Linked DNA regions of Homo sapiens: region 2 is linked to region 1. Evidence: read pairs that join two places in POLR2A ChIA-PET (ENCODE). Cell type or tissue: OCI-LY7. All regions are shown on one strand.

Region 1 (5,000 bases):
TGTCTCAAAAGAAAAAAAAAAAGAAAGAAACTGTCCCCTTTAAACACTCACTCCCCATTCCTCCCTCCCCTTGCCCCTACCAACCACCATTCCATTTCTTGTCTTTATTAATTTGACTTCTCTAGGGACCTCATTTAAATGAAATCATACAGAATTTGAACTTTTGTATCTGGATAAAAAATATATACAGCATTTTGCTGACTGTAAAATGTATTTTTTTGGGCCGGGTACGGTGGCTCACGCCTGTAATCCCAGCACTTTGGTAGGCTGAGGCAGGTGGATCACCTGAGGTCGGGAGTTTGAGACCAGCCTGACCAACATGGAGAAACCCCGTCTCTACTAAAAATAAAAAATCAGCCAGGCGTGGTGGCACATGCCTGTAATCCCAGATACTCAGGAGGCTGAGGCAGGAGAATCGCTTGAACCTGGGAGGCGGAGGTTGCGGTGAGCCGAGATTGCGCCATTGCACTCCAAGCCTGGACAACAAGAGCAAAACTCCGTCTTAAAAAAAAAAAAGTATTTTTACTGAAGGTCACAGTAAAACTAATTTAAAAGCTAGTGGTAAAGGAAATGGTTCTTAAACCCCCTCTCTGCCAGCCTCCTGCGCCCTGACCATACTCACACAGCAGTTAGACTTTGTTCTCCCTGAGCCCAGATGAGGGCGGCCAGGCCTTGATGGGGATGAGGCTGTCTACTCATTAAAAGCGAACATCCCTCATTGCAAGTTAACAGGCTGGCATTGTAAGGACGAATACAAATAAAAAATGAGAAAAAATATAATTCTCCCTGGTGCAAAGAAGGCAAAGTGTGGCTCACGCCTATAATCCCAGCACTTTGGGAGGCGAGCAGATCACTCGAGGCCAGGAGTCCCAGACCAACCTGGCGAACATGGTGAAACCCCGCCTCTACTAAAAATACAAAATTAGCTGGCGTGGTGGCACGCGCCTGTAAATTCCAGCTACTCGGGAGGCTGAAACACAAGAATGTGAGACACAAGAATGGCTTGAACCCAGGAGGCAGAGGTTGCAATGAGCCAAAATCACGCCACTGCACTCCAGCCTGGGTGACAAAGCGAGGCCTTGTCTCAAAGAAAAAAAAAAAAAACCCAATACATAAAGAAATATGCAGCCTTGAACTCCAAGGCAGCAGTAATCCTCCCACTTCAGCCTCTCAAGTAGGTGGAACTGCAGGTGCACACTACGGCACCCTGCTAATTTTTAAATTTTTTTTTTTTTTTTTGAGATGGAGTCTCGCTCTGTCGCCCAGGCTGGAGTGCAGTGGCATGATCTCAGCTCACTGCAAGCTCCACCTTCTGGGTTCAAGCCATTCTCCTGCCTCAGTCTCCAGAGTAGATGGGACTACAGGTGCCCGCACCACGCCCAGCTAATTTTTTGTATTTTTAGTAGAGACAGGGTTTCACCGTGTTAGCCAGGATGGTCTCAATCTCCTGACCTTGTGATCTGCCCACCTCAGCCCCGCAAAGTGCTGGGATTACATGCGTGAGCTGCCACGCCTGGCCTTTAAATTTTTTGTAGAGGCAGGTTATTGCTATGTTGCCCAGGCTGGTCTCAAACTCCTGGCCTCAAAGGATCCTCGTGCTTTGACCTCCCACAGTACTGGGATTACAGGCGTGTGTGACAGTTCCTGGCCTCTTTTTTTTTTTTCCTTTTTAATCCTTTCCTTTTAATTTTCTTTCATTCATATGACTTGAAGTTTCAATAGTGCGTGCTTTTTACATCTGACATTCTTTCTCAATAGGGTCAGCTCTTTTTATCACTCAAGACAATTAAGACAGGCAAATAGGTTTGCTTACAGCTTTTTTTTTTTTTTTTTTTTTTTTTTTTGAGACAGAGTCTCGCTCTGTCGCCCAGGCTGGAGTGCAGTGGCGCGATCCCGGCTCACTGCAAGCTCCACCTCCCAGGTTCACACCATTCTCCTGCCTCAGCCTCCTGAGTAGCTGGGACTAGAGGCGCCCGCCACCATGCCTGGCTAATTTTTTATATTTTTAGTAGAGATGGGGTTTCACCGTGTTAGCCAGGATGGTCTCGATCTCCTGACCTCATGATCCGCCCGCCTCGGCCTCCCAAAGTGCTGGGATTACAGGCATGAGCCACCACGCCTGGCTGCTTACAGCTCTTGTATGTTTCACCACACTCATGTATTTATCGAGCAAATAGAGATGAATTTGGATCAGAGCTGAGCACAGCAAGGAACATGAAGAGCCCAGGAAACAGCTCCCCCCCAATCTATTGAGACAGGAGGATGGTGGAATTGCTGGAATACACTTCTAACAAGTCTGTTCCTCCTCCTGGGTTCTCTCCGCTTAGAAAACCACCAAGCCCAGGAGCCCAGGCATCTGCCTCTGAAAGGCTGTGTTGAGCCTGCTGCAACAGAGCTAATTTGCCAAGCATGGTTGGCTGCGTCCTCACCTACACTTCCTCCTCGGGGCCTGCTCCCCATCCCAGCACGGATGCATTACCAGGTGTTCAGATCGTGGTACAGCACTTTGCAGATACAGGGTAGAGATGGAAATGGACCTTAAGACTTCACTAGTTTACAGGTTCCCAAGTCCAGATTTCTTTAAAGAAAGAAAAGGTGAAAGTCCAGGCACGGTGGCTCATACCTGTAATCCCAGCACTTTGGGAGGCCGAGGCAGGTGGATGACCTGAGGTCGGGAGTTTGAGACCAGCCTAACCAACATGGAGAAACCCCATCTCTACTAAAAATACAAAATTAGCTGGGCTTGGTGGCACAGGCCTGTAATCCCAGCTACTCAGGAGGCTGAGGCAGAAGAATCGCTTGAACCTGGGAGGTGGAGGTTGCAGTGAGCCGAGATTGCACCTTTGCACTCCAGCCTGGGCAGCAAGAGCAAAACTCCGTCTCAAAAAAAAAAAAAAAAAAAAAGTCCAGCCATGGTGGCTCACACCTGTAATCCTAGCACTTTGGGAGGCCGAGGAGGGCGAATCACCTGAGGTCAGGAGTTCAAGACCAGCCTGACCAACATGGAGAAACCATATCTCTACTAAAAAAAAAAAAAAATACAAAACACTTAGCAGGGCGTGGTGGCGCATGCCTGTAATCCCAGCTACTCAGGAAGCTGAGGCAGGAGAAGCACTTGAACTCAGGAGGCGAAGTTAGCGGTGAGTCGAGATCATGCCATTGCACTCCAGCCTGGGCAACAAGAGCGAAACTCTGTCTCAAAAACAAAAAAAAGAAAGAAAGAAAAGGCGGCCAGGCACGATGGCTCATGCCTGTAATCCCAGCACTTTGGGAGGCCGAGGCAGCCAGATCACGAGGTCAAGAGATGGAGACCATCCTGGCCAACATGGTGGCCCCATCTCTACTAAAAATACAAAAATCAGCTGGGTGTGGAGAGGTGCGCCTATAGTCCCAGCTACTCAGGAAGCTGAGTCAGGAGAATCGCTTGAACCCGGGAAGCAGAGGTTGCAGTGAGCTGAGATCGCGCCACTGCACTCCAGCCTGGGCAACAGAGCAAGACTCAGTCTCAAAAAAAAAAGAGGCTTCATTGCTTTTTTTTTTTTTTGAGACAGGGTCTCACTGTTACCCAGGCTGGCATGCAATGATGTAATCTCAGCTCACTGCAACCTCTGCCTCCCAGGTTGAAGCAATTCTCATGCCTCAGGTTCCCGAGTAGCTGGAATTACAGGTGTCCAGCTAATTTTTGTATTTTTTTGTAGAGATAGGGTTTTGCCATGTTGGCCAGGCTGGTCTTGAACTCCTGGCCTCAAGTGATATACCTGCCTCGGCCTCCCAAAGTATTGCTTTTTAGGAATAGTGACCGCATTCCACATTCAGCAGCGGATGGGGAACGTTCCTCTGTTCACTTCACCTCCCTATGCCAACCACAGCCCGCAGCCTTACGGGCCTGGGTATGGATGGCTGAGCAAGAAAGGCCAGGCATGGTCGACTGAGCCGTGGACCTCCCCCGGACCTCTCCTGCCTCCAGTAGTCCCTGCAGCAAGGGGTCCTGGGCACCTGCCCCTGAGCAGGGAGGTTTATAAAGTGCCTGGTGTTTGGGAAATGCCCCTCGAGGCCCAGGTGGTGCAGCACAGCCCCCCCAACCCCCAGCATTCTGAATCACTGCCACATGCTTAAGGACACCCAATGCGGCCACGGAGAGGTCACACTAGTACCTTCAATTCCTATCTGTGAGTAGGTCCTCAAGGCTTCCTCTGCTCCCAGTCGGACAACCCATCGGCTGGGACAGTACTGATTCTCCAGCTCCTGCAGGGCACAAACATGAGGCTCCGTAAGACTTTCCTTCTCAACAGAGTGTGCCCCTCCCCCTCGCCCATGCCCGGCTGCTCCTCTCTGCCTTAGAAGCCCTCGCCCCAGTATCCCAGGGTCTCCAAGATGCCCTCAGATCCATGGTCTAGAGGTATACCAGCGACCGCTGTGCCTTTAGCCAGCTGGCAGCCTTAAGGGGAGATGAGGTCCCCCAAACGAATTCAGTTAATGCCATCATGGGCACCACTCCCACAGCAGTTACGACCAGGGGAGGCCAGGTGGCCCGGTGGCTCACGCCTGTAATCCTAGCACTTTGGGAGCCTGAGGCAGGTGGATCACTTGAAGTCAGAAGTTTGAGACCAGCCTGGCCAACATGGCAAAACCCCATCTCTACTGAAAACAAAAACTAGCCGAGCGTGGTGGTGTGCACCTGTAATCCCAGCTACTTGGGAGGCTGAGGCAGGAGAATTGCTTAAGCCTGGGAGGTGGAGGTTGCAGTGAGCCGAGATCGCACCACTGCACTCCAGCCTAGCGACAGAGCAAGACTCTACCTCAAAAAAATTAAAAAAGGAGGAGCTGATCTGCGCTGAGAGGGTGCGATTCTGACCACAGGAGGTCACTGCACAGTCAAAGGCACAGAGGTGAGGAGGAAGGAATGAAAGGTCAGTTTGCAAATGCTGGCAGGCCCTATGGCTGACACACAGAGGTGAGGCTGGGAGGCTGGGCTGGAGGAGGAGGGGCGGTGAATGTCG
Region 2 (5,000 bases), 530 kb before region 1:
TGGGGTCTTTCTACCTTTGCTCAGGTCCCCTTTGTTTTCCATGTTTCTTTTTCCTGTCTAGATGAGAGGCTGGCCCTGCTGCAGGAACCAGCCTGGCTTGGGGAGGATTTACCAGTGTTTGGGGTAGAATAGAGTTTGTCCAGAGAAACTGACTATATCGTGCCACCTAGAGGTGGGCATCCATTTGTCGTGGAGGGAGGCCATAGGACACCTGCATGATATCAGGGACTCACTGCCCTCTCATGGGTCAGCACCTCTTCAGCTAGTTCTGGAGTGGGTGTGCTGCCCTGGATCTCAAAGGTGCAGAGCTTGGCCTGCCTTCTGCTCCTCCTCACTGCTCTCCTTGGCTGCCCCTGCCATAGGTCTCGTCTTTCTTCCTCCTACAGTTCTGCCCCCTGCATGGGCAGGAGATAGGGGACGGTCCAAGAGCAGCCTCATGAGAGCAGCCAAGACAGAGAAGAAGAAGCCTGCCCTCCTAACACACTGAGTTGGCACCAGAAGGATGCACTCGCCAGGAGGCTTGGGTCGGCCGTGCCTGCTCCAGCCTTGCCCTGCTGGTAGGTGGAGGCAGGGGGCCAGTATCCTGGACCTTCCCGCGACTTGGAAGGCTGGTGCCCTAGTCAGCTCCTTCTTACACCTCTCCCAAACTTTTGCAAACCCGGACTCGGGGCAACTCTGGTAAGGGTGATGTCTGGAACAGGGAGCCAGTTTGTTTCTATTTTGAGGTGCAGGTAGAAATGACCTTCCTTTCAAGAGATCTTCAAGGACTTCTCAGAGCAGGAACAGATGCCAGTTTTTGCTTCTTTGAAGAAGATTTTATGCTCCTAGCATTTACTAAAGAATAATGAGGCATTTTTAAGTGTAAGGAGTGGAATAGAATTTAAAGAAAAAAGTAAAAAAAACCCCAGGCCTCTGTTTTCATGGGACACAGAAGGAGGGGAGATTGAGAATGCTGACTCGCCTAAAAGCTTTATGCTTATCATGTCTGTGGTGCTTGGAGCCTGTGGCCCAGGTGATTTGGGGTTTGGGGACGCCTCATGGGCAGAGAGGACCTTTGAGCAGCATTGTGAATTCGTGGGTTTGGGATGCTGATGAAACTGCGAGATTTGAATGTATTCCTTGTGCCTCATTTTCCGCTTTAGAAATAAAATGATTGATGCACATTGCCCTTGCACGCTTGTCAGAGGGTCACTTTCTGGTTGCACCTGTCCTTGAGCCTGAGAGAGAGAACTGGAAAGAGGATGGGAAGTCAGTAGTGGTTTGGGGAATTAGTGCTGGATAAGGATGGTAGTTGAAGGTGTGAGTTGGAGTAGGGCAAAAAACCACTTATTTCTTTGCTACCGCTTCTGAACAGGAGTGCAGACCGCGGTGCAGTGAAGACTACGCAAAGCTTCCAGTCCCTTTTCTTTCTCATGGCGCCTGGCTGCCGCTTCTTGCTCTTCCAGAAGAGCTTCTTTATCTCTCGCCCAACTCAACAGCAGAATAGAATCCACCTGTCTCGGTGTCAAATTCAAAGGCACCACAGTCTGCCTGGAGCTTGCTCTTCCAGACTCTGTCCCTTGTGTTGCCCTTTCCACCTCTGCCTGGACTGCCCTCTCCCAGGCTCTCGCGTGGAACCGTCTTGGACTAACCTGGGCCCTGCTCTTCTCTGAGCCCCACTCCGCATAGCACCTTGCAGACAGCATTTATTTGGCATTTACGGGCTGCCTGTTTCTTTTTTCTTTAAAAGGAATAGTAACACATGAGCTCTTGGAGGGCCGAAACCATGTCTTTTCAGCATTGTGTCTTCCACAGTAACTGACAGGGGGCCTCTTCCACAGTAACTGACAGGGGGCCTCGTTTCCATGCAGTGAACTTTTTAAAAGATTGTTGAGGCCGGGCGCGGTGGCTCACGCCTGTAATCCTAGCACTTTGGGAGGCTGAGGCGGGCAGATCACAAGGTCAGGAGATCGAGACCATCCTGGCTAATGGTGAAAACCTGTCTCTACTAAAAATACAAAAAAATTAGCCAGGCGTGGTAGCGGGTGCCTGTAGTCCCAGCTGCTAGGGTGGCTGAGGCAGGAGAATGGCGTGAACCTGGGAGACAGAGCTTGCAGTGAGCCGAGATCGCGCCACTGCACTCCAGCCTGGGTGACAGAGCAAGACACCGTCTCAAAAAAAAAAAAAAAAAAAGACTGTTGAATTATGAGTCTGAGAAATTATTTTTTAAAACGTTCATGTTTTCTGTTGGTCCTGAGATTCCTATTCTGTGGCCAGTCGTTTCCTGTGATTCTCTCTGATGGATGTGGTTTCATAAGCTTGATTGTGTGGTATATATTGTGGCATCTGTTTTGTTCAGATATGAGGAGGGCCACACTGTAGACTTCTTGGTTGCAGCTTTTCTTGTAACTTCTTTGTCCACTGACATCCTTTTCTCATGTTGTCTGTGCCTAGAATTAACTGAAAGTGCAGGTTTTTGCCACCTGCAGTCTCTGGCCTGGGTCAAGCTAAAGCCTTTGCCTAGGTTCACACACCACAGGTAAACCCCGGCTGTGATCCACTCTGTCGGCGTAGTGGAAGCTGGCCATGTTAAAGAGAGAGTCATAGTGAGCCTTGCACATGATGACTGAGTCTTCTGTAGAGAGTCACGGGTCAGAACTCACCTGCTGGGCTCTTTCAATCCCTGAAGAGAGTGTGTATGTGTATATGTGTATTTGTGTAAAAACCAGTGATGTCACCTCAAAATAAGACAGCCCTTAGGACTATGAAAAGTGCTATGAGAATATTTACAGTACAAGATATTACTGAAAAGCAAGAGCTTAATCTCACATGAAATCCCTGGGAAACATGGTGGTAGATAACCAGCGTGGATAGTCCAGGCTGTCTTCACTGAGTTTGTTTGTATCACGTAATTTATCACCTGGTTATTTACCAAGTGATAAAGAAGGTCATCAGGTGATGGTTAATATGGGTAAACTGAGCAGGGAGCATGGCTGGAGGAATCTGAGTTCTCCCTGTAGGAGGTAAGACTCGACGGATGGCGGATGGTGAGGATGAGCTTCTGAACAAGAAGAAAGAAGCAAAGAGATGTAACTGAGTACTCTGGTGGATCCCGGGAAAGTGGAATCTTCCTTGGACTGGGAGGAGAGGTGGGATGGCTTACTAGACAGTGAGAAGGAGGAAGACAGGGGCCCAGGGACGTGTTGCACTGGGACTCTCAATATACATTTTGTAGAATGTAGAATTTTAGAATTTGTTTTTCATGGACTTAGTATGATTCTTTTAAATAAGTACTACTCTCTTGACACTAAAAGAAAATTGTTCACACTATGGCTGTTTCTTGAAAGACAAGATACAACGCAGAGCCAGGGTATTTGGGTCAGGCCTGGTGGCACTGCCTGGTGATGAGGACGTCTGTTTGCATTCCCCAGCCAGCCCAACCCCCATGGCATGGCAGTGGAGGCAGGGCTTGCAGAGGGGCGGGTGCCTTCCATGACTGATTTCCTAACGGCAGGAGACTGGAAAGGAGGGAGGGTATGGGAGTGTTTTTAGGATTTCCACCCCCTCTTCCATTGTTTATCTAGAGCAATGGTTCTTAACCAGGACAGTTTTGTCCCGCAGGGGACATTCAGCAATGCCTGGAGACATTTTTGGTTGTCAAACCTGGTTGTGGGGAATTGGGATGGGGATGCTGCTGGCACCTAGTGGGTAGAGGCCAGGGACGCAGCTAAGCACCCTGCAAGGCACAGGGAAGCCCCCACCACAAAGAGTGACCTGCTCCCTGTGCCAGTAATGCCCAGACTGAAGAACCCTGCTCTAGCACGGTGATTTCCCTTTTACTTTCTCTCCTTGGTTATTTTAGAATTGTTTAAAAAATATCTCCTCCCTTCTTAGTCAAAAGCTGTGTGTGGTCTGCAGTAACCCTGTATTCTGTGTCACTTAGGGGCCTGGGTCTCTGGAGTTCATGCTTTTGGGACTGGGGTCCCAAATCTGCGTGTTTAACAGGCGCCCTTGGTGATTCTCGTGCCCTCTGAGGTTTGAGAGCTGCTATCCTCAGGCTGTAGCCATATTTCTTGTCACCAGCCATCTTGTATTATCATCCCCAAGGTTCGCTTGCCTAACATTCCAACCTGATAATAGGCAGGTGTCCTCAAAGGCGATGCCACAGCCTCTGGTGAAGAAATAACCATTGGTGGCTGCGAGTGTACTGAGTAGGAGGCGAGTCCTTCTTGGTGAAAAGGCTGGAGTGTCCCTCGTGGAAGTGGAGGGCATGGGATCCCTGGAGGAAGGGAGCAAAGGATACTCCTCCTGAAGCCCCTCCAGGACGGTGTTGGAGCAGTCTGGTCAGTGCCACTTTGCCTGCTGACCTGATGCGGGGCAGTGGAAAGGACTAGGCTTGTGCCTTTGGGGTGACAGAACATCCACCCCCTAGATCCAGTCTCTTGTTTATCCATGCAGAAAGGAGAGGGCATCTGGAGTAAGGTTGGCATTCTTGCAGTGAAAGCAGGCATTAGGCTTTTGCTTCTGAGGGAGAGAGGAAAGCAAGTGCAGCCTGTGCGCAAATGCTGGTGGTGCCTCCCCTCCCCCCCGGGAGGCCGGGAATGGGGGATAGTAGGAGGGGCTGGCTGTGACTGCATTCATGGAAATGAGCCTGGAGGAGCGGAGCAGCACACACTCGGAGCGTCTGCTAGGGCTGCAGCTCTGCGCGTCCATCTCTGCGCTCTGCGCCAGCCTTCCCCACCGGGCCCAGCGAGTTTCCACCTGCAGGGCCGGTGCTCTCAGCTTTTGTTTTCTCTGGACACCTTCTTCTCTACCCCTGCTGTGCTGGCGCACACATGCTGTCCTTGCTCCGGCTCTCCCTGCACCTACAGCTGTGGGAGCTCCCGGCAGCCTGGTACTGTGGGGTCGCTGCACGGAGCCACCATGGCCTCTGACGTGGAGAGCTGTGACCTGCCGAGGCTTTGATGTTGCTGCCCAGGGCTGGCCAGGACACTGGGGCCGCAGGAGAGGGGACTCACCGT

The links. ChIA-PET counts read pairs that join two places held together with the same protein. Peaks named below come from ENCODE experiments on the same cell type or tissue, not always from the same donor. Only the 100,000 strongest peaks of a DNase experiment are listed, where the experiment ranks them.
Region 2: POLR2A ChIA-PET joins it to region 1 with 5 read pairs; 1 of 35 experiments calls an interaction of 5 or more read pairs at or near these places.

What each region holds. Positions count from the first base shown.
Region 1 is chr17:78,190,215-78,195,214 of GRCh38, reverse strand. AFMID (arylformamidase) reads right to left here. Exons shown (of 11, transcript NM_001010982.5): 2 at 4,155-4,245. Among named protein-coding and RNA genes, the nearest start is that of AFMID, 5.4 kb to the right of the region's middle. In OCI-LY7, a CTCF peak has its summit at 4,851 (motif pointing right); a DNase peak (open chromatin) is centred at 2,424; H3K4me3 peaks cover 1,761 bases; H3K27ac peaks cover 2,759 bases.
Region 2 is chr17:78,723,215-78,728,214 of GRCh38, reverse strand. All of the region lies in intron 1 of CYTH1 (cytohesin 1), which reads left to right. Among named protein-coding and RNA genes, the nearest start is that of CYTH1, 57 kb to the left of the region's middle. RefSeq lists enhancers at 2,298-2,377, 2,748-2,797, 4,125-4,630. In OCI-LY7, a CTCF peak has its summit at 3,670 (motif pointing left); a DNase peak (open chromatin) is centred at 2,453; H3K4me3 peaks cover 850 bases; H3K27ac peaks cover 3,324 bases.